Regions from separate parts of the Homo sapiens genome. Here all the other regions are linked to region 1. A link is a loop called in an ENCODE intact Hi-C map of the cell type or tissue named here. Cell type or tissue: heart left ventricle. All regions are shown on one strand. Region 1 overlaps DCLK1 (doublecortin like kinase 1). Region 2 holds the start of DCLK1 (doublecortin like kinase 1). Region 3 overlaps CCDC169-SOHLH2 (CCDC169-SOHLH2 readthrough). Region 4 overlaps LOC102723490 (a long non-coding RNA gene). Region 5 overlaps LOC102723490 (a long non-coding RNA gene). Region 6 overlaps CCDC169-SOHLH2 (CCDC169-SOHLH2 readthrough).

Evidence for each region. Peaks named below come from ENCODE experiments on the same cell type or tissue, not always from the same donor. Only the 100,000 strongest peaks of a DNase experiment are listed, where the experiment ranks them.
Region 2: it touches region 1 in a loop (5-fold over the local background); 13 of 110 quality-filtered maps call a loop at or near these places.
Region 3: a loop joins it to region 1, with 17 times the contacts of the local background. A loop is called at or near these places in 96 of 110 quality-filtered maps.
Region 4: it touches region 1 in a loop (5-fold over the local background); 30 of 110 quality-filtered maps call a loop at or near these places.
Region 5: a loop joins it to region 1, with 5 times the contacts of the local background. A loop is called at or near these places in 31 of 110 quality-filtered maps.
Region 6: a loop joins it to region 1, with 11 times the contacts of the local background. A loop is called at or near these places in 7 of 110 quality-filtered maps.

What each region holds. Positions count from the first base shown.
Region 1 is chr13:35,976,137-35,981,136 of GRCh38, reverse strand. The region is part of intron 3 of DCLK1 (doublecortin like kinase 1); the gene reads left to right. Among named protein-coding and RNA genes, the nearest start is that of DCLK1, 150 kb to the left of the region's middle. In heart left ventricle, a CTCF peak has its summit at 2,435 (motif pointing left); a DNase peak (open chromatin) is centred at 1,334; H3K4me3 peaks cover 381 bases; H3K27ac peaks cover 1,649 bases.
Region 2 is chr13:36,131,058-36,136,057 of GRCh38, reverse strand. DCLK1 (doublecortin like kinase 1) reads left to right here and starts at 4,676. Exons shown (of 17, transcript NM_001330071.2): 1 at 4,676-4,944. In heart left ventricle, CTCF peaks have their summits at 1,714 and 1,913; DNase peaks (open chromatin) are centred at 3,947 and 4,687; H3K4me3 peaks cover 1,057 bases; H3K27ac peaks cover 838 bases.
Region 3 is chr13:36,272,864-36,277,863 of GRCh38, reverse strand. All of the region lies in intron 2 of CCDC169-SOHLH2 (CCDC169-SOHLH2 readthrough), which reads left to right. The region is part of intron 4 of CCDC169 (coiled-coil domain containing 169); the gene reads left to right. Among named protein-coding and RNA genes, the nearest start is that of CCDC169, 22 kb to the left of the region's middle. RefSeq lists a silencer at 1,078-1,372. In heart left ventricle, a CTCF peak has its summit at 2,471 (motif pointing right); no DNase peak of the experiment used is centred here.
Region 4 is chr13:36,722,509-36,727,508 of GRCh38, reverse strand. All of the region lies in intron 3 of LOC102723490 (a long non-coding RNA gene), which reads left to right. It overlaps LOC124903156 (a long non-coding RNA gene), which reads left to right. Exons shown (of 2, transcript XR_007063758.1): 2 at 1-68. Among named protein-coding and RNA genes, the nearest start is that of SERTM1, 51 kb to the right of the region's middle. In heart left ventricle, no CTCF peak of the experiment used is centred here; no DNase peak of the experiment used is centred here.
Region 5 is chr13:36,734,389-36,739,388 of GRCh38, reverse strand. The region is part of intron 3 of LOC102723490 (a long non-coding RNA gene); the gene reads left to right. Among named protein-coding and RNA genes, the nearest start is that of SERTM1, 63 kb to the right of the region's middle. In heart left ventricle, a CTCF peak has its summit at 3,058 (motif pointing right); no DNase peak of the experiment used is centred here.
Region 6 is chr13:36,205,495-36,210,494 of GRCh38, reverse strand. All of the region lies in intron 6 of CCDC169-SOHLH2 (CCDC169-SOHLH2 readthrough), which reads left to right. All of the region lies in intron 1 of SOHLH2 (spermatogenesis and oogenesis specific basic helix-loop-helix 2), which reads left to right. Among named protein-coding and RNA genes, the nearest start is that of SOHLH2, 6.6 kb to the left of the region's middle. In heart left ventricle, a CTCF peak has its summit at 2,591; no DNase peak of the experiment used is centred here.

The DNA of each region.
Region 1 (5,000 bases):
AAACCTTATAGCATTATGAAATGGCTCTCTTTGTTCCTAGCAATATTCTTTTCTCTGAAATCTACTTTGTCTAATATTATTATTACCTCTTTGGCTCTCTTTTGATTAGTGTTGGAATGGGATTTTTTTCCCCCATCCATTTACTTTTAACCTATTTGTGTCTTCATATTCAGGACTAGGGCTGGGCATGGTGGCTCACACCTGTAATCCCAGCACCTTGGGAGGCCATTGTGGGCAGATCACTTGAGCCCAGGAGTTTAAGACCAGTCTGGGTAACATGGCAAGACCCCTTCTTTAAACAAAAAATTACATTAAAAAAAAAGAAGAAGTACTGGGCTGCACAGCAAGAGGTGACAGCAGGATGAGTGAGCATTACTGCTTGAGCATGCCAGGGATTTAGGTTGCATACTCCTTAGGAGAATCTAATGCCTGATGATCTGAGGTGGAATGATTTCATCACGAAACCATCCCCGCACCCAGCCCACGTCCATGGAAAAATTTTCTTCCAAGAAACTGGTCTCTGGTGCCAAAAAGGCTGGGGACCATGATCTATAGTATTCAAAATTAAAAAGACAGAAAGTAGAAGGGGCTACTTCTACTTTTGCTACCATGATCTACAGTATTCAAAATTACAAAGACAGAAAGTAGTTGCCGGGGGGAACACGGAGTCCGTGTTTTGTTTTGTTTGACACAGGGTCTCCCTCTGTCAGGCTGGAGTGCAGTGGTCGATCTCTGCTCACTGCAACCCCCACCTCCTGGGCTCAAGCCATCCTCCCACCTCAGCCTCCCGAGTGGCTGGGACCACAGGTGCGTACTACTGCACCTGGCTAATTTCTGTATTTTTAGCAGAGATGGGTTCCACCATGTTGGCCAGGCTGGTCTCAAACTCCTGAGCTCAAGCAATCCTCCCGCCTTGGCCTCCCACATTGCTAGGATTACAGACGTAAGCCACCACACTCAGCCAGGGAGTTCATTTTTAATGGATACAGAGTTTCATTTTCACAAGATGAAAAGAATTTTGAAGACCAGCGGTGGTGATGGTTGGACAACAATGTGAATGTTCGTAGCACTGCTAAACTGTACACTCAAAAATGGTTTAAGGCAGGAGATCTTTATGTTATGTGTATTTTACTATGGAAACAAAAAATAAAAGTGTATCTCCTATTGGTCCCAAGTAGATGGGATTTTGTTATATTTTCAACAGCACACTTTGAGTTGTAATATGTTTTTCCCAGAATCACAGAAGAGCCAGTGTGCTCAGGTCCAGCTGACTTAGTGCCAGAGCTGCTCAGAGAATCCTTCATGTCCAGTTGAAGAGGAACCAGGCCGCCTGCATGTGGTTGCCTTTGCGGAGACAAAGGTCATTTTCAGCCCTTATTGCAGGGTACCACATTGCAAAAACTCACTGCTCTCCAGCTGTTAAGATTTGAATAAGGTAAATGACCGTGATTGGCCTTTCGCCACTGGGATTTGTTCGCAGTGAATCATCAGCACTTGACTGAGGAGCCAGCTCAGCATCTTTTTAAAAGTAAAAAAGAAAATTCAGTTCCTTCCCTTTTAGCCAAAAATGCTATGAGTCAGTACTTTGGCACTGGGAGTGGAAAGCAGTGAGAAACGAGTGGGCCTTTGGGATCTGACGGGAAAGGATAGCTCTGGGACAATATTGTTTATGGATTGGCTGTCATGCATTTGCCAAGCAATGGCAGTGGCTGTTTAGAAGCTTTCTGCGCCTCACCCCATTCACATGTCCTCTTTCTGGCTGTCTCAGTTCTGAACCCCATGCAGAGATCAGCTGACATCCCTTGTCTTCCATGAAACCTCATTGATTAGTCCTTCCCCGGCCGGGTCTTCTGAATCCCGGGCTGTATTCTTTTACTTTTAATAGTCATTGGAAAGTCGCTTGGCACTTCGTTGACAGCCCTTGGGCTACTGCCTTTTTGTGGGTAAGGGTTGTCTTCCAGGTGGAGAATATTTCTCCAGACCAAAAACATAGCTTCTGTTTTGTGGCCTCATGGCTTAGCAGAGATCTGTATGTGAGATTGGGTACTGGGAACAGCTTGGCAAGTTATTAACCTCTGCAGAGCTCAGGTTTCTCATTTTAAAAATAAAGACAACTACCATTAAAGGAAGATCGTGTTTTCAGGATTAGATAAGACAATATAGGTAGAGCACTTAGCACTGTGGCTGGTGCTCAATAATTGGTGGTTATTACTCTTACTAGTAAGGTAATAGGTGTGTATTCTGTTTGGGAGTTAACCTGAGTTTACTACCCTTTTAGAAGATAGTTCCATCATTCCGATAATTCATGCCGTTGTCATTTTGTAATATCTTTGTGTGAAATGGGGCCTTACAGAAAAAAAGGTGTGGAAATCTAACGTAATCTCTTGTCAGGGTAAGTGTAAATTTGAGTTTCCTGGAGGTCTAGTGACACCAAGTGGCGAATTGTGATATTACATGTTGGTTGTTTGAGAGTGTTCAAATTCTATTTCATTGGTAAAATAGCAAATTATTCTGCTGTGTATGATTTCTGAGTTTTCCTCTCTTAATTGTAATCTAGTATTGAGTGAGAATGGAAAGAATATTATAAGAGTACTACATTGTAGACTTATTGAATGAAAAACTGGAATTCTAGACCGGGCACGGTGGCTCACGCCGGTAATCCCAGCACTTTGGGAGGCCAAGGTGGGTGGATCACTTGAGCCCAGGAATTTGAGACCAGCCTGGGCAACATGGTGAAACTCCATCTCTACTAAAAATACAAAAATTAGCCGGGCGTGATGTCGCGTGCCTGTAATTCCAGCTACTTGGGAGGCTGAGGCAGGAGAATAGCTTAAACCCAAGAGGCAGAGGTTGCAATGAGCCGAGATCGTACTACTGCACTCCAGCTGGGTGACAGAGTGAGACTCCGTCAAAAAAAAAAAAAAAAAAAAAAAGAAAAGAAAAGAAAAAAAAAACTGGAACTCTAAATTGCACAAAGCAGAAAATCGATTCTTAATGTGCAAGTGTTTTCTTCATGTATTATTTATATCCTGTCAACACAGTGACATATTTGAAATTGACACCAATTTGTAATGGATCGTTAGTAATACTTCCTTAATATTTCTTTCAGGGACAATGACATTCTGCTTATTATCTACCCAGTCTGTAAAGAAAGCTGACATTTGAATACTCACAGAGCTCTTGTTGACAATGTAATTGTGCCCACTGTGTAGAGAACGTTAGTCCTATTAACTTATGATGGCTTCCGAACCTTGACTTTCTTCATGGGGAAAGAAATGAGCAACTTTCCATTATTTGCTATGCCACCGAGACAACATCTGGGCCTGGAGTTAGTGCTTGAACATGGAGCTGTTCTTGGGTGTATGACACCATTCTTAGGTACTGAAGAGCAGACCAGAGTTGATGAGCTGGGATTTTCTAAACCTAATCATTTGTTCTCAGCCTTCTTCATGTCACTGCCAACATTCATCTCTGGCTGTGATCTGGTCTTGTAGGTAATTTCCTCATTCATTATTCAAGGTATTGTGTGGAATTAAAAAAAAAATAGCCCATTAGACCCATCAGAATACACCTGATGACCAGTATTAAATGTGTGCATTTCTGTACTTTAATTAGCAAATACCTAATATTGGGGCAATGGAGAACCATGTGCTTAAGTCAAAAGGGCTTCGTGATAGTCATTCACCAAAATATACCTCCTCAGAAAGAGTCCTTGGACTCACCAATCCTTTGCTTGCCCTCAGGCCACTTATTTGGGGTGAGCTGGGAGTGGCTGACATACCCTTCCCTCCTGCCCACCCCAAGGAAGGAGCGCAGAAATGCAGACAGCAGATTGCTCAGGGGGAAAACTTGCCCAATCTGCCCAGACACTCTGAGTTGGGAACATAATCAGCTGGCATTTATGAGGCTCATAGTTCTGTATTCAGCTTCCTGATATGCATGAAGTAACTTATATATTTGGAACAGTTGATAAAATTTGAATTTATCTTTCTCTCTCTGTATATATATACACACACACATACACGAAAAATACAGCATTTTATTTTTGTCATTTCTTAACATCTGGAGTGGATGCAAGTTTCACAAATGAAGCTTTTTGAATTATTTCTGATTTAATTCCTTAAATAATATAATCCAGATTCCACTAAGGCTTAAGCTCTCTATATCCTTCCTGAGGCTTTGTTAATTCTTTGAGGACACTGTGCTGATGATTGTTAATGCCGTGGTCTGTTCATTTGTGTGACTGAAAGTGTAACTTAGTGCAGCGTCCAGCCAGGCATGCCTCACTTAAAACCTCGGAGAAGGCCGGGCGCGGTGGCTCACGCCTGTAATCCCAGCACTTTGGGAGGCCGAGGCGGGCGGATCACGAGGTCAAGAGATCGAGACCATCCCGGCTAAAACGGTGAAACCCCGTCTCTACTAAAAATACAAAAAAAAAATTAGCCGGGCGCAGTGGCGGGCGCCTGTAGTCCCAGCTACTTGGGAGGCTGAGGCAGGAGAATGAAATGAACCCGGGAGGCGGAGCTTGCAGTGAGCCGAGATCCCGCCACTGCACTCCAGCCTGGGCGACAGAGCGAGACTCCGTCTCAAAAAAAAAAAAAAAAAAAAAAACCTCGGAGAAGCTGAAGTGCTGGGAGGACCTTTCTCAGGGTCACTCACAGAATTCTGCCTCGAGTTCACAGGCTTAAGCATCATCTGCTAAGGGTTCACCAACATCCCTGCCCAGAAGTGTTGCTGAGGCTGTTAGGGAGGAGACGGTGAGCACTGTGCCAGCCTCGGCAAGATGCTGAGGTGGCAGTGTGGCCAGGAGCTTCCATCTGGGCTGCAGCTGCTCCAAAGTCACCTCTCTCTCTGTAGCATCACGTGCCTGTGCTGTCCTTCCTTACTTGCCCACGCCCTTCCTGGACTGATCAGAACTGGTCAGGACTGACCTCCTTTCTCCTCCCAACCTGCCTCCAAACCCACCCTACAATGCTTTGAAAAAGAACCCTACCCGCATG
Region 2 (5,000 bases), 150 kb before region 1:
AAGCTGCTTCCCACTCAAAGTCTTCACTCAGCTATTTCTTCTCCTTGGAATAATGCCCTTCCCCCTTGTTGCCTGGCAAATTTCAGGTCTCTGCTTAAATGTTACTTCCTCGGGGAAGAAACACTCTCCTTGAAGTTATTTGTGTTCTTTTCCTTCACGGTACTTAAATAATTGTTTGTGTAAGTATGGGTTTAATCCAATCTCCCTACAAGCTACCAATGCCTGGGCACAGGATATTTGTAACTCTATCTCATGATTGTATTACTTCTACCTAGCATGGTGCCTGGCACATTGGAGACACTCAAAAATTACTTATTAGATGAATGGATGAATGAATGAAAAATTATGTGGTCTGTAAAACTCATGACCTCAAAATGGCATTGAAGTCAAGGATATAATCCTTCATATAAAAATGTGAATTTTCCTATCACTGGATCTCTAGATAATTATTTTCTGGAGAGAACATGTTAACCTCTAATTACTTGAGTACGTTGAGAGAGTCATTGGCCATCAGCCATCAACCTGGAGAGAGACCGTGGGCAGTAAGGTGATGGAGCCTGCTGTGACCATGTTCTGTTGAAAGCTTTTATCAACAACTGAGATGATGATGTTGGTGCAGTGTTAATCAGACTGATAGGATGCTGGAGGGATCATTCAAGTATAATGCGCCCTCATTAGGATCCAAAAGGATCTCACTCAACAGGTTTCAATGGGGGAGCAAATAACAATACGCAAGGTTAATAAAGGAAAATTCCAAGTGGGCACTGGACTTAGGTCCCCCAAATCTAATTAAACAAATGCAGAATGAGTGGTCTTAAGAGCAAAACATGTGAAAAGCATGGAGATTTTTATTGACTGGATGAGTCAATAGCATGGCATGCCTGTCAGAGACATTGATTAGACGTTAGCTTCCTATAATGGAAGCACCGTGTCAACAGCCAATGAAGTCATGGAGCTTCCCTAGTCAGACCACCCCTGCTGTGCCATGCCCAGTTCCGGGAGGCAGATGTGGAGGGAGACACTGACAGTTGCACTGCTGTGAGCATTTCCAAAGATGTCAAATGAGAAGCAGTTGAAGGGCTGAGGATTCCTAGTTAATGAGGAGTCAAATTTGGGAGAAAGTAATGAGACTGTCAAGCAAAAGCCAGGACCATTTGATTTGTTCTCCACAGGTCTAAAGGGTAGACCCAGGGTACACAGGAAAATTCCAGGGAAGTGGATCTTAGTTGAATTTGAGGAGCTGTCCAGCAGGGGAGTGGGCTGTGCAGAGTTCCCCTTTACTAAAGCAAATTACATTTAGGCAGGAAACGAAGAAAAGAGCTTTCAGAAGCTCTCTGCTAGTTTATAGAGGTTCTATGAGAGTAGTAGGAGCCTTTCTTCCTCTGTGTAGGTCCAGAATCTCATGTAGTTTGGACCTCAGCATGTTTGGAGGGCCAAACCAAAGGTAAACAGCCAGTTAAAACAATTATTTTTAAAGATCTCATTTACTGTGTCTAGAATTCCATGATCTATCCTAACACTCAAAGGGATAATCTTATTCCTCTTCACTTTTGCCACAGACGCAACAGAATGGAGGCTGGAAGACAACTTGTTGTGGAGGGAATTCATGCACTGGGTAAAAATTGATAGGCTTCTGCCAAGGTCTGACATCACCGAGTTTCTGTGATTCTAGTAGAAGCCAGAAGTATGTTCTCTGTAATTAGAGGGAATTAGACAAACTATCAGGAAATGCCATACAGAGCCTTCAGAAGAAAAGAAATACAAAGGAAAATCAGACTGACGATTATGTTCTGTAAAGCTGCTTCTCACAATTGTGGCAGCCACTACATATACACAGTCTCCCAACCCAGGAGCACTATATGCCCATAGCCACAGAGGAGAGATTATGAATGAGCCAGAGCAAATTCTTCCTCCTAGAGGGAAAAACAGGAAGTGTATCTCTTCCTGCTCATATTCTCATTCTACAGTTCTACTCGCATCTACATGATTAAGCATATTGTTTATGAAGAAGCCAATGAAAAGAACCTGAAAAAAGATACATGGTGAATTATAAAGTATTATTCCGAAGAATAATGGTTCTCTGTCTCTTTCCTGGTTTGCACTAAAACCTTACATTCAGGAAGACAAGCACACTTAGATAAGATTATCCATCCTCTTCGTTGCCAGAGGTTAAAGTGCAAATGTCCTCATGAGAAGTTTAGTCCAAAGACACATTTGAGGGGATCCATCACTAAAAGAAGCAGTGTTCATGATAGCAAGGAGTTAACTCTCTGTTATGAAGTAATAAGCTCTTTGATTAAAAGACTGCATTTTCCAAAAAAGATTACACTTTGCACTAGAATTTGGTATTGCTTTATAAGCATATGGCCTTAGCAATTGAAAAACTGACTTGAATTTTAAAACATACCGATTTTAAATATTGAAGTTGGGCTTGACATTTTTAAGCTACATGACTGTGGGCAAATGATGTAACCTCTCTATGTCTAAATTCCTTCATCTGTAAGATGAGGATAATAATGCCAATGCCTACCTTGCATGGTTCTTATGAGAATGAAGTAAGAAAATGTATGAAAGCCCCCAGCATGGCAAAAAGCAAGCACTAAATTAATGGGAGCCACTGAGAGAGTTGAGGCCTAGTCATTTTCAACCTGTAGGATATAGAGCTGTGTCTGCTTGGGGCGGTAGTTGGGGTACAGCTTAAATAGCATTTGCTTTTGGGAGCTAGAATGAGATCTCCAATACTTTCAGATGATCCTGGGGGAAAGGATGTATTAGTTCCATTCACTTCTTTGATCAATATCTTAGTAATATAAAGGAAGTAGCATTCGTTTTTGAAAATTACTTGAATTAGGAGTTTTCTAGTTAGATTTCATTTCAATAAGGAATTATTGTTGAATATAAATTAGATTTGCCAAATGCTTAAGCTGCCCTGGAATGAACTTTAGTACCAGCCTGCTGTCCTGGACTAAATGATATGACCATACTGTAGGGCCAATGTATACTATTTAATGTCTTCATCTACTTAATTATCAGTTGCCCCCTGGTTTCCTTAAAGAGCTAATGATGCCCAACTATTTCTAGTGAGAGCACTTTGCTACTGAGAGAGTCAAACACCAAGGTGATTCTCTGAACACATTATCTGTGTGTGCTAGGTACAACAGCTAGGAAGAGGTAAGATGATGGTGAGTTACTTAAAGCTCTTAAGAAATGACCCTAGTAGAATATCCATAGGGGTTAAGAGATGAAATTTATTTCTTGGCTTAGCATTTTGGAAGAAATCACTTGGCATTTGTCATTGGCAAGATAAAAAGAAGCTCTGATTTCTGTTCTCCAGAAGATGTACTTGGCTTCTTCCTTTCTCTTAATTTACCCCTATGGCTCTCATTTTGCCTCAGAATGTGAAAGAATAGGCTTACTACTTTGCATTTAGTTAATTTGGTGAGTTCACTGTACTCTCATCTCTGGGCTATTAAATAGTTCAAAAATAAATATCGCATCACTTGTGGAATATGTAGCATGGATCTCATTTGAGCTGTGTTTTAAAACAAATGGTAATTATTTAACATTTACATCATACTTGGAAAGTATTTCAGAATAGAACTTTTTAATAATAAGTAGTCAAACACATAACTGGGATCAATGGGCAAGAGAAAAATAAAATTTTAATGTTCCATTGAAAGGTGTAGGCTCAGGAAGAGAGAAAAATACTTATGTGTATTTTGTATACTCATGTGTATTTGGGACAAACACAGGTTGTGGACGACAGGATTGAAAGTCAGATTAACTGGATCAAAATTCAGGCTGCGTACTGAGCCAGTCTAAGATTTCACCGAAATCTGGGAGCTGCTCCCACTCCCTGGACTTTTGTGCAAAGACTGGAGGAAGCTGTGAACAGCCTGGGCTAGGAGAACATTCCCCCTCTGGGAGGAGAGGCTCGCATGAGCTCATGGGGCTTTCCACCGCAGACCCAGCCTTGGCAGCCACAAAGTGTCCAGCAGTGAAACCTGGCCCTTCAGTTCTCAAGGGCCCTTTGGAACATATTTGACTCTAAGCAGAGGTCACTATTCCAAGAGTGACTCATGTCTTGGGGTTAAGTGGAGATGATGGGTGGGATCCATGAACAGATCCAGCTCTTCCCAATGTGGGGGGCACCAGAGTGCATAGCTTGGGAGGGTTGGTCATCCGAAGAGGCACTGCGTGGGTGCATCCCGGGCAAAAAGGATGAGAAGGTGATCCACTGGCTTCCATACCCTGGGAAAGGTGTCAGACCGTGAGGTCACATCAAAAGGTATGAGTGTGGGTACCTCCTTCCCTCCCCCGACGGTGGGGGCCTCATCTCTCGGCCATATCACCTCTGTGCCTTGCACACTTCCTGGCTCAGACTCAGCCCTGTCCACGTTCTCTTCCACCATCTGATCTGCCCCCATCTCCCAAAGACTACTTGTGGGGACTAGGGAGGTTTAGGGGTGTAGTCAAGCCAGATGCACCGAGGTTGCTGCGGTGGGAAGAGGGCGCTGGGAGGGAGGAGGACCTGGGGCGCAGCCGTGGTGGGTGCGCCCTGCCAAGAAGGGCGGGGGCGACGGGGCGCGCACGCGGAGGAGGAGGAGGAGGAGGGAGACGGGAGGGCGTGTGAGCGAGTGAGACAAGAAAAGGGAGCGCGCCCGCCGCCGCCGCCGCCGCCGCCCTCCTCTGGAGAGAGAGGCTGGAGTGAGGCTGTGCGAAGCGCCGCATTTCAATGAGGACGGGCCGAGGCACATCCCTGCACTAGTGGCCGCAACCGAGGCGCCGCGCTCCAGCAGCTGCTGCCGCCCAGCCCGGCCCCGCCGCCGCCCCCCAGCCCTGCAGCCCCGCAGCCCCGGCCGCGCCCAGCCCGGCGAGGACAGCACCAGGAGGCGGCCCCCAGCGCGGCCACAAAGACCCCCGGCGGCGTCTCTCCGCGGACCGGTGCGTGGTTTGCCTTCCCTGGGGACGGGAGCTGCGGGGAGGGCGGCCGGGGGACT
Region 3 (5,000 bases), 300 kb before region 1:
AAGCGATTCTCCTGCCTCAGCCTCCCGAGTAGCTGGGATTACAGGTGCCTGCCACCACGCTCAGCCAATTTTTGTATTTTTAGTGGAGATGGGGTTTTGCCATGTTGGCCAGGCTGAACTCCTGACCTCAGGTGATCCGCCTGCCTCAGCCTCCCATTACAGGCGTGAGCCACCTCACCCAGCTGATATTTAACCCTCTTAATAAAAAGTGCAGAACCTTTACTTCCCTTGAGCTAGTTGGGTGTACATTTTCTAGTCTCTAACATGTGCATTCACCAAAACGGGACTTAGTGCCTACCTGAAATTCCTTCCAAGAATTTCCAGGTATGTTCAGCAAAGACCTGTAGCCATATTAATATATATTAAAGGTATATTCTTTTTTAATTTTAATGTTTAAGTTCTGGGGTACATGTGCAGGATGTGCAGGTTTGTTACATAGGTAAACATGTGCCATGGTGGTTTGCTGCACCTATCAACCCATCACCTAGGTATTAAGTCCAGCATGCATTAGCTATTTTTCCTAATGCTCTCCACTCCCCCACCCTACCCCCTGACAGGCCCCAGTGTGTGTTGTTCCCCTCTCTGTGTCCATGTGTTCTCAATGTTCAGGCCCCACTTATAAGTGAGAACATGGGGTGTTTGGTTTTCTGTTCCTGCATTAGTTTACTGAGGGAAATGGCTTTCAGCTCCATCCATATCCCTGCAAAGGATATGATCTCTTTCCTTTTTGTGGCTGCATATTATTCCATGGTGTATATGTACCACATTTCCTTTATCCAATCTATCATTGATGGGCATTTGGGTTGATTCCATGTCTTTGCTATTGTGAATAGTGCTGCTTAATGTATACTTTTATATACATTATGTATGTATACTAATGTATATTAAAAGTATACGTTCTGAGGATTTCCCCAGAAATTTGGTAGGTCTGGAGTAAGGCCTGGACATTTGTATTTTTTTGGCAGACCTCACAATAGGCTCTATTACAGAGCACAACTTAAGATCAACAGATATAGGGGATGTATATCCCTCAGAGAAAGATGTGGAATACAGCCTTGCTTGTGATAAGTTACTGTAATGGCTCTTATCAACAAGCCCCACCATATCCCTGTAGTCAATTGTATTGCAAAGTGGAAGTCCTATTCCTTGACTCATTCAGAGTCATAAAAGTGATGACCCCTATTTTTCTCTTTCTCTAGTTTTCCTATCAGTACCCTCCCCCTTGTCCTCCACTACACCCAGGCAGCTTGGATCCTTCAGGGAAATCTCTCACCAGTGCATATGCTTAGTCAGTCAGATGGATCCTGTTCCTAAAGCTAACAAGACTAGCTGGTGGTGAAAAGAATGGGGGAGAAGGTGTAGAAACAGAGAAACATTATTTAGGAAAATACTTAATCTCATCTCAAACATTCTCTGGAAGACTCTTGATCAATTTGTAGAAAACCAATTCACAGGAAGCCAATTTGCCGAAATCCAAATCCTTGAATATGTTCTAATGAATATAATTTTATTTAGTAACATTTTAATAAATGTTTGTTGAAAACCCAAAACTTACGGAAATCATTTAGCATTTAGTATTATTATTGAAAATATTCTTAGAAAAAGAGTATATTTCAGGTTATAAGTTCACATATATGAATGATTTTCCTTAAAGCGAATTTTTAGTAAATTTGGAATCGTAGGTAGATTGGTCTCCCTGCAAATTAATCCTTTGATGAATTGGCTTTTTGAAATATTAATCTTTGCCTGTTTGTCTATATTCCCTTCAGACATATGTTTCAGCTTGCCATAGGACAAACAGGAGAAGAACATATTACAAAAGCAAGAGAAGCCTGAAGAAAGAGATGGTTTTAAGTCTTAGTTCTTTTAAACCATCGGGCCATTGTTTTTATCACACACCTGGCTCTTCAGAGAAGCAAGACTCTCCCCTCTATTATTCTCTGTTGTGGTCCATGTCATGTCCCACTCTCTGACTTCCAGTCTTATTACTCATTGACCTACTTATCTTTTCTTCATCCTGTTGCCCCACACCATTTTCCTGACTGTGATACTAATTTCTTTACCATGATTCAGATTCTTCTTTTAGCTGTGCTGCCTGATGGACATCCAGCCCTATTTGGGTCTTCCTGGGACCCATTACCTCACTGTACACCCAATTAGTCATGCTCCCACTGGGCTCACTGTGGTAGTTTATGCCTTTTGAAAATTCTTAGAAATGTTGTTTTTAATGCCTGATAACCAGTCATTAAAATTAGTGACACTAGAGCACTATTGACACGTGTAAGTATATATTTTTAAAGTATTGAGGTTATTAAAATGCTATAATCTCTGAGACTGCCTCCTGAGGTGTTCTGTGGACAGCCCTCACTGGGTTTGTGTTCTCTCCAAGATCAGAATGGTCAATTGATAGGTACATAGCTTCAAATCACAGACAGAAAAGTTAGTTTAAACAGATTTTATATGCAAATCTAGTAACAGTGCTGTCCACAAGGGGGCATTTGGTATTTAAGAATGTAGAAGGCTGTGTTCTTTCATTGTTGCAGTTGCCTATATTGAAAAGTACTATATATATAGGAGCTGTGCTTAACTACATTGTATTCTCCTGTTTTTTCTTTTGTAAGCGTTCAGTGGAGTGATTTTTTTTTTACTTTTTTTTTGTGTGTTTGTTAGCAATCATTGGTTTAAAAATAATATGCAGGCCGAGCGCGGTGGCTCACGCCTGTAATCCCAGCACTTTGGGAGGCCGAGGCGGGCGGATCACGAGGTCATAGATCGAGACCATCCTGGCTAACACGGTGAAACCCCGTCTCTACTAAAAATACAAAAAATTAGCCGGGCGTGATGGTGGGCGCCTGTAGTCCCAGCTGCTCGGGAGGCTGAGGCAGGAGAATGGTGTGAACCTGGCAGGCGGAGCCTGCAGTGAGCAGAGATCGCGCCACTGCACTCCAGCCTGGGCGACAGGGAGACTTTGTCTCAAAAAAAAAAAAAAAAAAAATGCAGCTAATGGAATTTTCTCTCTGCTTTGGATAGAGGTGAGGGACTTTTTTAAAAACCTAAGTATACTTTATTTCAGGTGTGTAAACAGTATCTTGAAATTTCTTATTCTTACCCTGTTGTTTCAATCTACTCTTGGAAAATGACCTTTAAAAAGCAAATTAAAACAAGATCGTAGGTGAAATATGTTATTGCTTGGAATGCTAAGAAGTTATTAGTGTCAGAAACAAAACAAAACAGCTCTTTTATGATAATAGAATTAGCTTTATGTATATGATTTTCGTTGTTGTTAATATCTAGTAGAATTTTCAGTTTAACTGTGGCGTTGCTTTGTCTTTCCAGGCTGCAGTTTTCTAGTATATTACCATTGATTTATATAATCAGATAAAAGCAGCTCCTTGGGAAGATCAAGAACATTAAGTTATGAACAGTCCAGTGAATTGGAAGTGATGGAATGAGAGAGTCTGTTCTTCTGTTTTAAAGATATCTAGTTCATTTTGGAGTCAGTAAAATAAGAGGGAACCTTAAAGTTATTGTAGTACAATTTTATACTTTTCAAGGATCTCTGGTATGTATATTTATAAGTGGATAATTACAAATATCTTCTTGTTAATGGTCCAGGTTACTTCATGATTGCTGTCGTTTTTGCAAAATCTATAATGTGTTTTTGTCGTCTCCCCAGGATAATTTATTTTTATGCTGGCCTTATTCCCATGAGATTGCCACAATGAAACATCCTAACTTCCTGAGTTATAGTATAATTTCAAAGCATAGTATGCCTAAAACACAACTCATAGGAAGCAGGTATAGAGAAGGAGAATGAAGTGGGTTATTCTGGGAATTCTGGGCCACACCAGCTGTAACTGTGTGTGGGGGCAATGCTGAGGCTAACTGCAGAAGAGAAAATACTTTGTGTCTCTCTGTTGAGCCTGGAGAGAATGAACACGCACAGAGCTGGGAGACAAAGTCATGTGTTAGAGGCTGGAGGAAGAAACCAAGGTGTTAAAGCTTAAAGATAATAGTGAAGAAAGAACGAAGGACAAGGCACGAAGACCACAACTGCTATGAAGCTGCTTCTTAATACATTTTCCACATGGTGCTTATAAAGCTTTAGAAATTAGTACATTACAAAAAAATTTTAAATAAAAACATTGATGGAATTTCTAACTCAAATACCAGGGTGGGTTGTTAGCAATCTCAAATGTGATCTATTTTAGAATTCACAGTTTTTGAGTATAAAATTATTATTTTTAAATCTTGTAGAATAGTAGAAATATTATTGAAGCGTAGTATTATTGTGCTTTAAAAAATGCAAATGTGCATAATTAGAATGTTCCCCATTTTAGTCAAAACATTTTTTGCTTGTGAAGCTAGTAAGTAAGGCAGTATGTGTGTGGGGCCTCAGGATATTTTTTTTATAACTATTACATCATTTGGTGTGTTCACTCTTACATGCTCCTATCTCACAAACCCATATTCTTCCCATGTATAAAACTCCTAAAGTACTCCCACCTGACAAAATCCAATAACAAATGTAAAATTGGAAAACTGTGGGTATAATTGGTGTAAGTAAAATCATAATTTTTTATCATAAATCACCAAAATAGGTGAAGTTGAGTTTGAATTGTGAAGAAAATGTTAAGAATAGGCACCCAGGGGCCTACTTTTACATTTGGATATGATATTTATTAGACAAGACATGATAGCTGATCATTGAAATTAATGGATAAGAAGAAATCTCAGCAGGTGAGTGATTTAAACAAATTTTGGAAGGCTCATAGCTGGAAGAATACAAATTGACTTGATAGAAGTTGAGGAAACAACAACAGAGTGCCTGCAGAGAAGAATATCAGTGAAAATAATGCATTCACTCTTCTGACCTGCTTAGTGCTTTAGAACTTGGCAGGTATGGAAGAAGGTGGGGGTGAGAAAGGAGCTGAAAACTGGGAGACAGTTGAAGATGAACACATGGAACAGTTGGTCACTGGGACCCCTCTGCCATCCCA
Region 4 (5,000 bases), 750 kb before region 1:
CTGTAGTATATAGATTTTATTTAACAGCTATGAAAGAAAAGGTACAACATTGAAAATGGTTGCCAAGTAAGTTATTTCCATTTTTTATTCACTAAACCGTAACAGCATTGCTTTAGAAGACAATGGGAAAAAATATTTCTGTGATTACTTTCATTACTTTCAACAAAACACTTGACACTCAATTTTATTGCTAAAAAAATGTCCTCTGGAGTGACAGCAGTATCTCTCCTCTGGAGTGACAACAGTATCTCTCCTCAGAGTCCCTGGGAATGTTTCTGTTATTGTGGAGGGAACAGGGGATATGAGGACAAGGTGTGATGCACCAGGAAGACTGGGTGGTCACAGAAAACACACACATGCACACACACACACACACACACACACACACACACACACACACAACCAAAAGCCACAGCCACCAAAATAACCGGCATCATTTTGGAAGATCCATCTGCCCAATGGGGGGTAGAATTCTCCATGATGACCTGTGACCTGTTCCCTGAGACAGGGAAGACCAGGAAGGTCCTGGGTGGGAAGGCAGCAGGACAGTATTTCACCATCTTGCTGTTTCCTAGCCTTGAGTTGGGCACATGTGTTGAGAACTGGGGAAAGTTGGGGAGTCACCATCATAGACACATGAACACCTATATTCCAGCAGTCAGGCATCCCAGATCTCCCGTGCGGAAAGGGGCCAGGGCTCCTGGCTCTCTGGAGTGTACAGGGGGGCCCCCAGAGCCCTAGCTCATCCTGGTTTGTACCAGATTTTCTACTGATAGTGATTATGCTAGTTATTAGAAAAGAGAATCCATGGCCAGACACAGTGCCTCACGCCTGTAATCCCAGCACTTTGGGAGGCCGAGGTGGGTGGATCACAAAGTCAGGAGTTCGAGACCAGCCTGGCCAACATAGTGAAACCCCGTCTCTACTAAAAATACAAAAAAAATTAGCCAGGCATGGTGGCAGGCACCTGTAGTCCCAGGTACTTGGGAGGCTGAGGCAGGAGAATCACTTGAACCCAGGAGGGCGGAGGCTGCAGTGAGCTGAGATCATGCCACTGCACACCAGCCTGGGTAACAGAGTGAGAAACCATCTCAAAAAAAAAAAAAAAAAAAAAAAAAGAAAAGAAAAGAGAAGAGAAGAGAATCCATGTTTATCTGTGAATATTTCCCAAGGCCATCTGTAGGAATAGGTAGCATTCAAGACAGAAAACCATGAGGTACCAAAGTATTACTTACTGCAGGCTTACTGTCATAAGAGTTTGTTTGTGTTTGGAAGAGATCACTTGGAGGCTTCTACATTGAGTTAGTGCAGAAAAATAAATCATGCCCAGCTTTACAATCAGAATTCTCACTTAGTCACTCATATTGCACTGGACTTCCTGACATCTTTCTTAAACCTTTTGATAACTGCTCTGGGCAGTTCAGTAAGAATCTTTCACTATCTCAAAGCAAGTCATCATTTTCTCATGCCAACGTCAGTGCAGTTCAATGCACGAAGTCTTTTTGATTTCTTTGTGCCTTCTCAGAAAGAATTTCTAATTCAAGTGGAAAACTTTAAGTGGGTCTCATAGATGATTTTACTCATGGAGAGGGATGCCTCTAATGGATCCAAGCAATATCTTTCTCTCAAGGCCTGGGAGTTCTCAGAAGCTCAAGAAGGCATCAGGAGTCACAACCCTGGGAGGGCGATAGTGAGTGGGCTGTGAAGCCCTCTTTCCCTTTGGTCCTTTTTTGATTCTTCCCCTGCCCTTAACCAATATATCCAGTGCATTAGCAAGTCCTGTTGATTCTATCTGTAAAAACTTGTCTCACCTCTATCCACTCTTCCGCCTAATTTGGGCCACCATCATCTCTTGCCTGGACTGTATATCAGCTTTTGTCTCTTTATGGCCACTCTTGTCCACCTACAGCCCATTTTCCAGGGTAGCAAGCGCTTCCTAAATGCATGCTGGAGTGTAATCCCTGACTTCATACCTGGGAGGATTTTTCATTTCATTTTGAATAAACTCCAAGGCCATGATTTACTATCGACATGCTCTGTTCCCTACCTCTCTCTTTAAGCTTATTTTGTGTCCCTCTCCCCATTGTCAGCAAGCTCTAGCCTCGTTGTTCTTCTTTCCCTTCCTTGAATGTGCTACACTCTTCCAGCACTTCGGCACAGGCTGTTCCCTCTGCCTGGAACACTGTTTCCCACCTCTTTGCATGGCTGACAGCTTTCATTTTTGAATCTTAGCTTAAATGTTTGCACCTTACAGAAGGCTTTCCTGACACTGTCTTTAATACAACTCCAACCTGCTTTACAGATTTTGTTTGTCTGTTCACATTTATTTTTGGTTTGCCTCCCCATTAGAATGTAAGTTCCATGAGGGCAGCAACATATCTATGTTGTTTTTCTTTATCTTTTTTTTTTTTTTTTTGAGACAGGGCCTCACTGTGTTGCTCAGGCTGGAGTGCAGTGGTGTGATCTCGGCTCACTGCAACCTCTGCCTCCCGGGCTCAAGCGATCCTCCCACCTCAGCTTCCTGAGTAGCTGGGACTACAGGCACAGGTCACCATGCCTGGATAATTTTTGTATTTTTTGTAGAGATGGAGTTTCACCATGTTGCCCAGGCTGGTTTCAAACTCCTGGGCTCAAGTGATCTGCCCACCTTGGCCTTCCACAGTGCTGGGATTATAGGTGTGAGCCACGGTGCCCAGCCTGTTATTTACTTTATATTTCTAGCACCTAGCACAGGGCCTCATATAATAGGCCTCTCATTAATGTTTGTTAAATGACTCTGAAAAATTAAACAAATGATGCAGAATTCTTCACTGCTACAGGTTTTCCATATGTAAGCAGGACATCAGATACTTACCTCTGAGAAACCGTGCAAGGACTTCCCTACCTAAAGGTATCTATCCCTTCACATCTATTAGGGTTCTGCTATCCCTTTTACATCACTGGGAATACTTCTCCATCAGAATTACTTCTTTTCTAAGGCATTGCTTCTGGAAGGTCACTGTTAGAAAGCAAAATAATCTCCAAAGAGTCATGATCTTATGGGAGTTCCATTAGCTTCTTCTATTTATTTATTAGTGCAGGTGAAGATAATTTGGTGAGTTAGCTAGCTCCTCCCCTTGGAAAACCCAGGGCATGTAGGCCAAGAATGTACCTGCAGGACAGGGAAGATCCATGAGAGGGGGCAGAAGAACAGGACTTCAGGGCCAGGGTGGCATGAGACTTCGGCCCAGAGAGAGTTTGGTAGGGATTAAGATACCAAAAAGGGAGCCCAAACTTCTCCAGATGCACATTTTGCCTTTGGAACAGTCCTATTCATGAATCCACTCATCTGTGATCAGAATGTGACTAGGAAGTTCGCCTTGATAATTTGAATTGGCTTTAGCTTCAATCTGCTTCTGCAGAGAGGATTCCCAAGGTCAGGGAACCCTGAGGCAATTTCTTCTGGGAAGACGAAGAACCAACACATTCTAAGCCTTACCCTTAGCCTAACTATCCTCCACAGTCCTCTCTCAATGACTGGCAATGTCAAAGAAGATGGTGCAAAGGGAATTTTCACCTCAGTTTGTAGGTTTTGTGCTTTGGATTGGAAAATGAGGTTTCAAAAGCAAGAGTCCTCATCAATTACTTTTTGGCTTCTTTTAAATATTCATTGACCTCAGCCACTTTTATCAGTGCTAACCTATTCTATTTCTAGATAAACCTGCCCTCTTCTATTGCTTTTCATCTCAGGAATCCAAGAAGAAATAATCTCATAAGAACCAAACTAAAGGAGTTAGAAGTGGAAAGGTAGGGGGACTCAGGAAGGGAAAACTCTAACAAGGATTTGGCATGATGAACTTGCACACTTGTAACTAACTGAAGTTATTTAAAGCCTGATTAGAATATGTTTACTCAAAGATATTAATTTTGTGGAGGGCCAGGGTGAGCCTGGATGAAGAGTTAGATATCAAGGACTTCAGTCTTTGGCACTCTACTTGAGGACACTCCACTGTATACCTCAAGCATGAGGTCTCCCACCAGCAAAGCTGTTCTTAAGTTCTCTCTGTAATGGGCCCCAGCCCCAACATTTCAGGTGCACAGAGGATTCGACAGCTTTGACTTCATGTATATTAAATCTGCTGTAGTGCCTTTAATGAGTCACACTCTTGCTTACCATAGACCAGATGATACTTGGAGGATACCTGCAAGATAACTCTTGATGCATAAGGTCTGGTACAGAGCCTAAGGGGATTTCCACTCTCTCATTTATGCCATCGGGCCCTGCTGAAAACTGGAGATTTGGCTCCTGGGCTTATCCCAGGGATGCCATTTCTTGTTTTTCCACTCTGTGAAAATCTATCCATTTGGTACTTGATTTTGCCTTGCTAGGCCTGGAACAGCTGAAACTCTCCCCGGACCATGAGATCCCATGGGAGTGGAGCAAGGGCCAAGGAACTGGAGCTGTGGTAGCCCAGCTGGAGCATGAATGTCCAGGTTTACAGAGATCTGCCCGAACCTCAGCTGTGGCGTGGAGGTCTGTGGCAGAAAAGTGTGTGGCCCATCTCTAGCACACCCACAAAAGTTCACAAAGTTCTGCCAAGGAAACCTAAAGAAACCTTGACCTTGCTCTGACTAGAATGTTACTCTAAGTATGTAGATGGTGATAAATGGAGTGCGGTGCCTTTAAGAAATGTGTATAGCTGGCAACCCGGAACAAGGCGTATTCATGACTTAATATCCTGAACTTCCCAGTCTCACCTGCTCCACTCTGTGCTTTGTTTGCTTGATGCTTCAAGTCACCATCCTCACTGCCCATCAGTGGCCTCATCTTGCCCTTTCACCCTAATGCCCCATCCTGTCTCTTCTGCATTTGAGCTGTTTCCTTCCTGAATATAATTTTGTCTTTTTTCTTGCCTCTGCATTCAAGATAGCTCTTGGGATAACACTCAATCTAATTCTACCTCATTTGCCGCATATTATCAATTCCCTTTTAGTAAATTATCTTTAAGCTAATTGTATAT
Region 5 (5,000 bases), 760 kb before region 1:
TAGTTTCCTCCATGGCCTTTCTCACAAACTAGAGATAATGAGGTTCTATAGATTACACTTCCTCATGTATTTGACGAGGAAGTAAAGACTTGCTAATGTCTAGCATTTACCGTTATCGCTTTGAATTCACACACTATCCTTTTGCTTTAAGTTTAAAACACTCTGTATGACATTTTCTCAGTTTTGAAACCAGACTCTTAACTCTCAAGGAATTTTGTTAGGTTGCAATAAGATTTGTACTTTGCATTCTAAGTTGAATGAGAAGTGGTGCAGAAAGAGAACATGTTCACATCCAGTCATTTAAAAAATTAATCTTGGGCATAATCCTTCTAAACAAGCATCCCAGTACAACACTTAAATGCTATCCAAACCTTAGATAAAACAAAATATGATTTTGATCAGTCATAATGAATTAGTAAAATGTCAGTCTGTGTTATTTTCAAATGAGATAGGAAATGCATAATGGCTGGTAAATTGCCTTTCATTAGAAAACCACAGAATAAAACTGTAAGCTTTTTCTAAGTATTTATTTCTGAATTTACATAGTTTTGATATATTTACCAACCATGCTTATGCTTCCTGAGTTATTAAATAGATAAGCTGCTTTACAGAATGAACCAAACTATAAACCAATTAAACTTTACTAAGGGGCAAAATTCCCTGCATTTTTCTATGTTTTTGAGTTTCATGGCTGTGTGACTATCCCACTCTCCCCATCCTATCAACCTTCATTTATTGAAGATTTTGCCATCTAATTCACAGAAGGCCTGGCTTCCAGAACTCCTGCCATAATTATAGATAGTATTAATATTCTGGTGAAGAATCCATCCAGACTTTAACTTGGTCTCCTTAACGTTTCACTTTTACTTCTATTCTACATGAGCTATCCATCCTCAACTTCATTCTCACCAAGAACAACTTCATTTCTGAAGTTGCAAAGGTCAATATGAAAATAACCTGTGACCACAGCCTTTTGGTTCTCCAGCTTTTACCCACCATGCCCAGCGAGTCCTTTGGTTCCCAAGCTCCCATTCCCCTCATTGCTTCGCTTCCTTCTATTCCATCCCTGGCTAGAAACGAGGGAGCATCTCTCAAACTGTTCTCCTGCCTGGGCCTTCATTTCTGCCAGTGGTATCACCCTGCTGTGTTCTGACCATGGTTAATGTAAAACTGGCCTTTTCTGTCCCTTGAAGCAGGTACTGAATGTTGTTGGAGGAAATCACAGGTCGTTGTCACCACATACTTTTGGTCTCCAATCTCAGTGAAATGCTCAAAGCTATCCTTTGGCGATTCTCCAGGGAACAGCCTCTTGCTTTCTTCCCAGGGATTCTTCCCTCTTCCTTAAGCCCCAACCTCCCTGATGACATTTCCTTTCTCTCGGCAGATGACACTGCCTCATGCTTCATTCACAGTGAAAGGCAGACGCTTTCAGGCACAAATATCACCACTTCTATTCCTCAGGGTTCCTGCTTTTCCCGTGAGGCCACTTGGTGGACACATATACTGAGATCTCAGCTAGACAGAAGGGATTTGTATTTAACTGAGGCAGAGTCAGGGTCATTATATCAGGATGTCGGAAAACATCTTTTTGCAGCTACCTTTGTTCTGTTTCATAGCAACTAGCTTTCCAGCTCACAGATAATGAAAATCAGGACTGGGTAAGAGAGTGGGTTATTTACTCCACGGGTATTTGTTGAGCACACATTATGGAAATAGCCCTTAGGCCCCATGGACCCAATGATATCAACAGTGTCTCATTCACGTTTCATAGATGCTAACTGAATGAGTGAATTAGATAAATGAATGAACAAATGTGGTAAACAATCCCTGAAGTGAAGTAATGAATGAAAAATTAAGTGCAAGTTGAGTATCCCTTATCTAAAATGCTTGTGACTGTGTTTCAGATTTCAGTATTTTCAGATTTTGAGTATTTGCATATACGTAATATCTTGGAGATCGGACTTAAATCTAAACACAAAATTTATTTACATTTCATATACACCTTATATGCATAGCCTGAAGGTAATTTTATATGATATGTTTAATATTTTGTGCATAAAACAAAGCTTGTGCTAAGTACTTATGTGTGGAACTTTCTGCTTGTGGTGTCAAGTCAGTGCCCAAGAACATTCAGATTTTGGAGCGTTTCAGAATTTGGGTCTTCAGATTAGGCATGCACAACCCGTATAAGATGCGTAAGAAATTTTTCTGCTCAGAAGGAGCATATACTCTAATTTAGAAATACCTTAATATGACATTATATAATAAAGTTTTGAAATGTGTGGAATTAAAAATTAGAGACAAGATAATGTATAAGAAGGTGCTAATTATATAGTCCAGGCAGGGTAATTCAGGCAGAAAAGTTCTTTTTCCTTTTTTAATACAGGAGAGATCACATTATTCAGCTTTGCATTTTCTAGGTTCACAATATATCTCAGGAAAGAGAAAGAATAAATACTTCATGTTGCTAGAGAAAGGGGATGTTGGACCATGAAATTTAAGGCAATATAGAAAGAAAAAGGGAATTTCTTCTAGAGAGCACGGCTAAAGGAAGACCATAAAAAAGGCAATGTGAAAATTGTGGGCAGTGAAAATTGTATCTGGGGAATGACAAGATCAGTTTACCTTGTCCATCAAATTTGATAGATAGAACGTGTGTGTGTGTGTGTGTGTGTGTGTGTGTGTGTGTGTTACAGAAATTCCAACTTAGGGACTAGTTTGTTAGAAATTTAGTAATACTATTGGGACCCACCTTAGAGCACAGTTATGATGGTGCACTCATATTGGAAGAAAAACACTTTTGCTTATGATTATATCCTGGGAGCTTGCAAGAATAAGTCATCTATTCTTGTTCAATAGTTAGTAAAGAGTTGATGTCCCTAATAATTACACAGAAAACTTGCAGAGCCTCTTTCGGATGCGAGCTGATGCCCTAAAAGCTTTGGGACATATAAATATTTACAAGAAAATCTCAGGGTGGGCAAATGAAGGCATGCATAAGCAGTTTGTAACACATAAAAACTCGATTTATAAATATTTCATGTTAATATGTGGTCACCACCAGGGGGCGAATTCCTTTCCACTTGCAAAAATAGCTGCCAGAGGAAAGGAAAACTGCTTCCACCAGAGCTGGTGGAGAACAAAAATCCCTTCTCTGCTTTACAGAGTCATAGAAGATAGTGAAGGTCTCCTCTTTTGCCAGGGGTAGGTTTATATAGGTTTCTAACATTAATTGCATTTCCCCCATAAAAATGTCATAAATAATGGTTAGGTTTGCAGGATGATTCCAAAAGCAAAAAATTAAAATATATTTTAATACTTTTAAAAAGCCACATATACACACATATATGAATGTATTTATATGAATATAGATAATTATGTATAACATAAAATTATTTATAATTTTATGGAAAATTTTATTTGCCTAAGTACAAACTTTCAGAACTCAACGCATTTATATGAGAATGCCTATTCTTTCAAGGCATTAAATAAATGCCAAATGAACAGCGGGTATGTAGTCACCCTTAAATATTTTCCTATCTTCTTAAATGTAGAATTACTTATTAAAGAAACAATAAAGAATTGCCAATACATTTCAAGATAACCTATTTTTTCCTTTTATGAAGGAATAAGTGTTTAGCTTTCTTTTTGCAGCTTGATAAAAAGAGACTAGCCTCCTCGCCTTCATCCCCATCCCCAAGCACTTGATCGCCATTGTCTGAGACTAAATTATAAATGTTCCAGCTAAAGTTAATAGTGAGCTGTGCTGTGCTTATCAAACAGCTTCAGGCTCTGCCAATACCCTCTGTACTACAAACACAAAGGGACATTCATTATATGTCAATTTTTTCAGCCTAATTTGCTCCCAAAGCTATCACAGGTAGAAATTACTGTTATTAGTATCATCTTCAAACAGGAAAGACAGACGGTATTAGCAAGGTCCTTTACCTGTTTTGTAGCAGTGCTTTGACATTACTGCTCAGTGTGACCAATGTCTGTGGCCCTCCCTTCCCATGGAGACCCTGCCCTTTGCAGATTTCAAAATCAGTCTGGTACCTCCCTCCACTTAGAGCCAGTTGGGTTATAAGCCACTAATGAGTATTTTGTTCCTTCTTAAGCAAACAGAAGAAACATAGTTCTCATCCATCTGCTATGGACTGAATTTTACCTCCCTAAATTCATATGTCAAAGCTCTAACCCCCAATGCATTTGGAGATGGGGGCTCTGGGTGATCTTTAGGTTTAGATGAGGTCATAAAAGTGGGCCTCCTGATGGATTATGTCCTCATGAGAAGAGGAAGAGGCCTCAGAGCTTGCTCTCTGCCATGTGAGGACACAGCAAGAAGTGTACCATCTGCCACCAGGCAGGTAGCCTTCACCAGAACCTGACCATGATGGCTCCAGGATCTCAGACTTCCAGCCTCCAGAACCGTGAGGACTAAGTGTCTGTTGTTAAGCCACCCAGTCTACGGCATTTGGTTAAGGCAGCTAAGACAATAATATCTGTAATATCTCAGATCAACTTTTTTCCTTCAGTATATGTTTAGTAGGAAGCATTAGACACATGAAACCCTATTCGTGTAAGGAGTACTACTTCACTATGAAGAGTGACTCATCATCCAATCTGGAGCTCTCAATTAGGCATGATAAAATTGGCTGCAGGCAGAACCTCCAATGGGTCAAGGGGCAGCCTGAAATTGTATCAGTGTTGTATAAAAGTGCATTTTTGCAGGGAGGCAACTAGAGCGTCCTCAAATTTTCTGGTTAGAGTCCCTATGAAGTTTAACAGCCACTTATCTAGATTTGTTTCTCCTCTGACTTTTTGTTTTTCTCATTGAGCTGACATCTGATAAAGAGTATCAACTCTAGGATTATAAACATTGGGGTTGAAAGCTTGATTTCTTTGCCACTTAATAGCTGTGTAATAAGGGCAAGTTTCTTTATTTCTTTCTTTATCACGCAGTTTCCTCACATGTTGTATTGGCTGTTCTTGCATTGCTA
Region 6 (5,000 bases), 230 kb before region 1:
AATGGGATCTTGGTTTGAACAAAGCAACTTCTCTCTGAACGTTAAAAAAAAAAATACACAGTAAAATGTGACATTTAGAAAGCAAATGGGGTCCAATTACACCTAAAACAAAAGTAGAAAATCCACAGCTTAAAAGACACAAAGAGAAGAAATGCAGTGATAAAACAATTTTAGTGATAGTCCAGGCTCAATGTTGACAGAAACAAAGATGAAAGTAGCCCAAAGGGTGCTCACCTGGTTTGAATTAGCTGGGTACAGAACTCCCAGGCCAGGTTGGCCCCCTGGATTTACCCTGTGGACTCTCCCAGCTCACTCCTACTAAAGCAGGAGCAATGGTGCCTTTAACTTAAGGATAAAACTCAGGAACTATTCTCTAAAGAAAATGAACTATACATGAGATGAGGACTCCTGGTATGAGTAATTTCCCGATCTCTGTAACTGAAAGAGGAAAGGAAAGGCAGTTCTTTCCAGGAGGAAAATAAACTAACATACTTGGTCTTCAGAGTAGAGCCCACCTTGATTTTGACAATTAGCTGGCGCCAGCCTTTCTGCTCTCCAGCCTTTGCTTTCACTCATCCTGCTCACTCTCACCAAACCCATAGTCAGTTGTCCCATTAAAGGAGGCCCCCACTGAGGAAACACCACCTCAGCTGCAGGAGAAACTGCCTGTTCACACCCACTTAGTTCTTGATTCATATTTATGTTTGGAAACAAAGGATTGACAGACATTAACAGAACTAGACGAATGCACACACTGAACGATTGAAGAGACAGATTTTTAAGGTGCTGTAGTCTGAATGTTTGTGCCCTCTACCGAATTCATATGTTGAAATCTTAACTGCTAAGGTGATGGCGTTAGCAGGTGGGGTCTTTGGGAGGTGATTAGGTCATAAGGGAGGAGCCCTTGTGAATGGGATTAGTGCCTTATAAAAGAGGCCCAAGAAAGATCCCTTGCTTCTCCACCATGTGAGAACACAAATAAATTGCCATCTATGAACTAGAAATTGTGCCATCACCAGACATTTAATCTGCCAGTGCTGTGATCTTGGACTTCCCAACCTCTGAGCTGAGAAATAAATTTCTGTTGTTTATAAGCCACTCAGTTTATAGTCTTTTGTTATAGCAGCTTGAATAAACTAGGACATAAGGGAATAGAAAAAAAAAAAACTTCTAAAATTTGAATTTGTATCTGTAGAGAGAATATCACATCCTAAAAATAGCAGGTTATGAAAAATTACCCAAAAAATCTTAGAAATTAGTAATTCACATTAAATGGATTGAAATTATATAAAAAAATACTTAGAAGGAGTGAAGACTAAGCTGGTAATCTGAAAAATGAAGAAATCTCTGAGAGAGAAGTCAAGGCATGTAGGATCAATTTAAGACATCCAGCATCTCTTAGAAGATTTACAAGGAGAGACAAAGACAACAGAAAGGAGGAAATAAAGAAATAAGAGAAGAAAATTTTCAGAGCTACTGTGTGCCAAGTAGGATGAATAAGATATATACTTAAACACAGCCTAGAAACTATCAGAATGCAGAGGAAAAAGAGGAGAAAAGCATCCAAAGGAACGAAGCAGCTTATTCTTTTCATTAGCAACTTGGATTCCAGAAGGAAAATTCAGAGACAAAGTGATTTTGACCTTATAAGTATTTGCTGGGTAAAACTTGCACTGAATTGTGAGAGCACAGTGAAGATGTTTTCAGACTTGGTAGGACTCTGATGCTATCAGACGGTCTTTAAATAATTTTCTGAGCCTGTACGGCAATTCAGTAAAATGAATCCAAGAAAGAAGCAAATATGAGATACAAGAAACTGTGAGACTCAGAGAAACAAAAAATTAAGTGTAAATGTTAATAAAAATGTAAATATTTAATAATGATTGGAACTAAAATTCCAGATAGTCATGGTTTGGGAAGTATATGGGGTGGAGGGAGGCATGTTAAGGATGCTGCCTTGTTTGGAGAGAGGCTGTAGATTTAGATTAACTCTACATCTTAATTGAAAATGGCTATGTATACTTACTAATAATTAAGTATTTCTGAAATTTTGGCGGCCAAAGTGGAGTAATTTGAGTAACAAAATAAATGATAGTATTGGATTGTAACCCAAAGAATAAAATAAATATGTCCTTACTGATTTAAATAAACAATTGACTAAATAAGTAAATGAGGGAAAAGGAACATATCCTCCTTACATAAGATTTCCAAATCATAAATGTAGATGGAAGGAAATAGAAAATCACCAATGGAATGTCATAGTAATAATTGCTACAGGCAAGATCCACAAATAAAGGGCAGGAACAGAGGGTATAACTTTCAGGAGAAATGGGATATTTGCAAAGCCTCAAACCATCTCCACTAACATATTTATTAATTACTGTGATGGTTTTAACGTACATCCACAATTGTTTGATATTCCTCCCTCCAAGAGGTGGTACTTTAGTCCCTTTCCATTGAGTGTGGCCAGACTTAGTGACTGCCTTCTGAAAACAAGAATGTGGAAAGGATAAACAAGTGACTTAACAGTGGAGAAACCTTGCAGACGCCATCTTAACCAAGCGACCAAGGTGAACCTCCCTGGAAATCTCTCATTGATATATGACACCATAAGAAGGGGGCGCTCATGTCCATGGTATTCTACCCAAAATCTATAGTTCCAGTCTAATTATGAGAAAACGTCAGACAAATCCAAGTAGTGGGACACTCTACAAAATACCTGACCAGCACTCCTCAAAAGCCAGTAAAAACTGAGAAACCATTGCATATTAGAAGAAACTAGGAGACACGAGGACTAAGTGCAACCTATTATCCAGATGGGATCCTGGGACAGAAAAAGGCTATCAGTGGAAAAATTGGTGAAATTCAAATAAAGTCTGTAGTTTAGCTAATAGTACTATGCTAATATTAATTTCTTAGGGTTTTCTTTCTCACAATTTCTTAGTTTTGATAAACATACTATGATTGTAAGATGTTAATATTTGGGGAAGCTGAGTCAGATGTTTATGAGAACTCACCATACCCTCTCTGCAACTCTTCTGTAAGTCAAATTAATTCCAAATAAAAAGACAATTAAGCACTTAAGGTATAAAAATTAGGGATTTCACTCCCAAAGCATTATAGGAACAACAGGATGGAAAAATGAAAATTTGATCAGCCTAAGAGTAGCTATGGAAAAAAAAAATTACAGTAAATAGGAAGCCTGAAATAATAAATGAAAGGGAATAAGGTCATTTCACATTAAATTGTAAATGTTCACAATTAATTGATATTAGCTAATTCATTACATTACATTAATGAAGTTAATGTACACTAGTTAATGTCAGTAATGTAATTACTTAAATTCATACATTAAAAACTGAAAGATCAGCTTGTAAAAACTGTAAATTCAATTAAAAGCTATTTACAAAAGTCACAGAAAAGATGATAAAGAAAAGTTTAAAATAAGGGGGTATGAAGAACTAAGCTGTATATCAGAAAAATAAAATTTGAGGTGAAAAACATTAAAGGGCAAGGAGGTATGTTTTATATAGTAGTATTTGCTATATAGAATCATCTATATATATACACTAATAACATACTATGTAAACATAGATTACATATGTTGTTAAATATTATAGTTATATATTTATATAATATCATTATCATGAACCTTTATGTACTTAACCCATAATTATAAATATAACCTATGATTAGAGAAATTGATGGATTGACAAAACCATAATTAAGGAGATTTTGATACTCTTCTTTCATAAACGGAAAGATCAAGTAGACCTAATATAAGCAAAGAAAGAATTAACAATTTTGTTCTAAAAGATATATAGAACTTTATGCACAACAGAAAACAGGTATTGTTTTCAAGTACCCATGGACGATTAACAAAAACTGTGTATTAGGCTATGAAGAAAATGTCAACAAATTTTAAAAAGTAGATGTCATGCAGGACACATTCATTGTTGACAATGCACTGAAATAAGAAATGAGCAACTAACAAATAGTCAAAAAAATAAAAAACCAAACATACTATTGCCTTGAAAATTAAAAACACCTTTATATAGGTATTTAATAAAAGTCTTAGATTAAAATGGAACTATCAACTGAAATTATAAACTAATTAGCAATGAATGAACATGAACTCACTATATATAAAAATGTGTGGGGTACAACAAAATGCCACTAGGAGGAAAATTTAGATCCTCTACTTTGCTGCCCAATAGAACTTTCCACAATGATGAAAATGTTGTGTAATTATACCGTCTGATAATCCACACTTACCACATGAGGATGTTGAGAATGTGAAATATGGCTAGTGCAACTGAACTGAATTTCAAACTTTAATTAATTTTAATTAACATAAGTTTAAATAGCCGCATGTGGCTACTGTATTGGACTACACAGTTCTATATTCTCAATAAAGCATTACCAGAAAAAGAAAAAAATAAACATTTATAGTTAAGAAGCAAAATGAACTCAACACCAGTAATAGGTATTATATATATATTTTAAAATTAAAACATTAAACAATATAAAAACTCCATATGAAATGGATTTGTAAAATGTATATGAACAAAATTCATTTAAGAGAAGGTGAGAAACTTCAATTTACCATTAATCAATAAGGAACTATAAAATGAAATGTAAGATCCAGCTCTATAAATGTCTTCAGAACCAGATTTTCTAGACATGTTTTACCTAAACTTAAGATGCAGATAATTTCTGTGTTTTATAAACTATTCAAGACCATAGAACAATATTTTATTCTTCAAGGCTGGCATAACCCTGATACCTAAACAAGATAAGGCAATACAATAAAACAAAATTATATCAAGATTCATTTATGAACATAGATGCAAAAATCTAAAGGTGAAGGCATTGAATTCATTACACATTATGAATAGGTTTATCCCAGCAATACTGTGATGGCTTGACATTAGGAAATCTATTAATATGATTCACTGCCTAACAGATCAAAGAATTAAAAAAAAATCATGTTATACTGA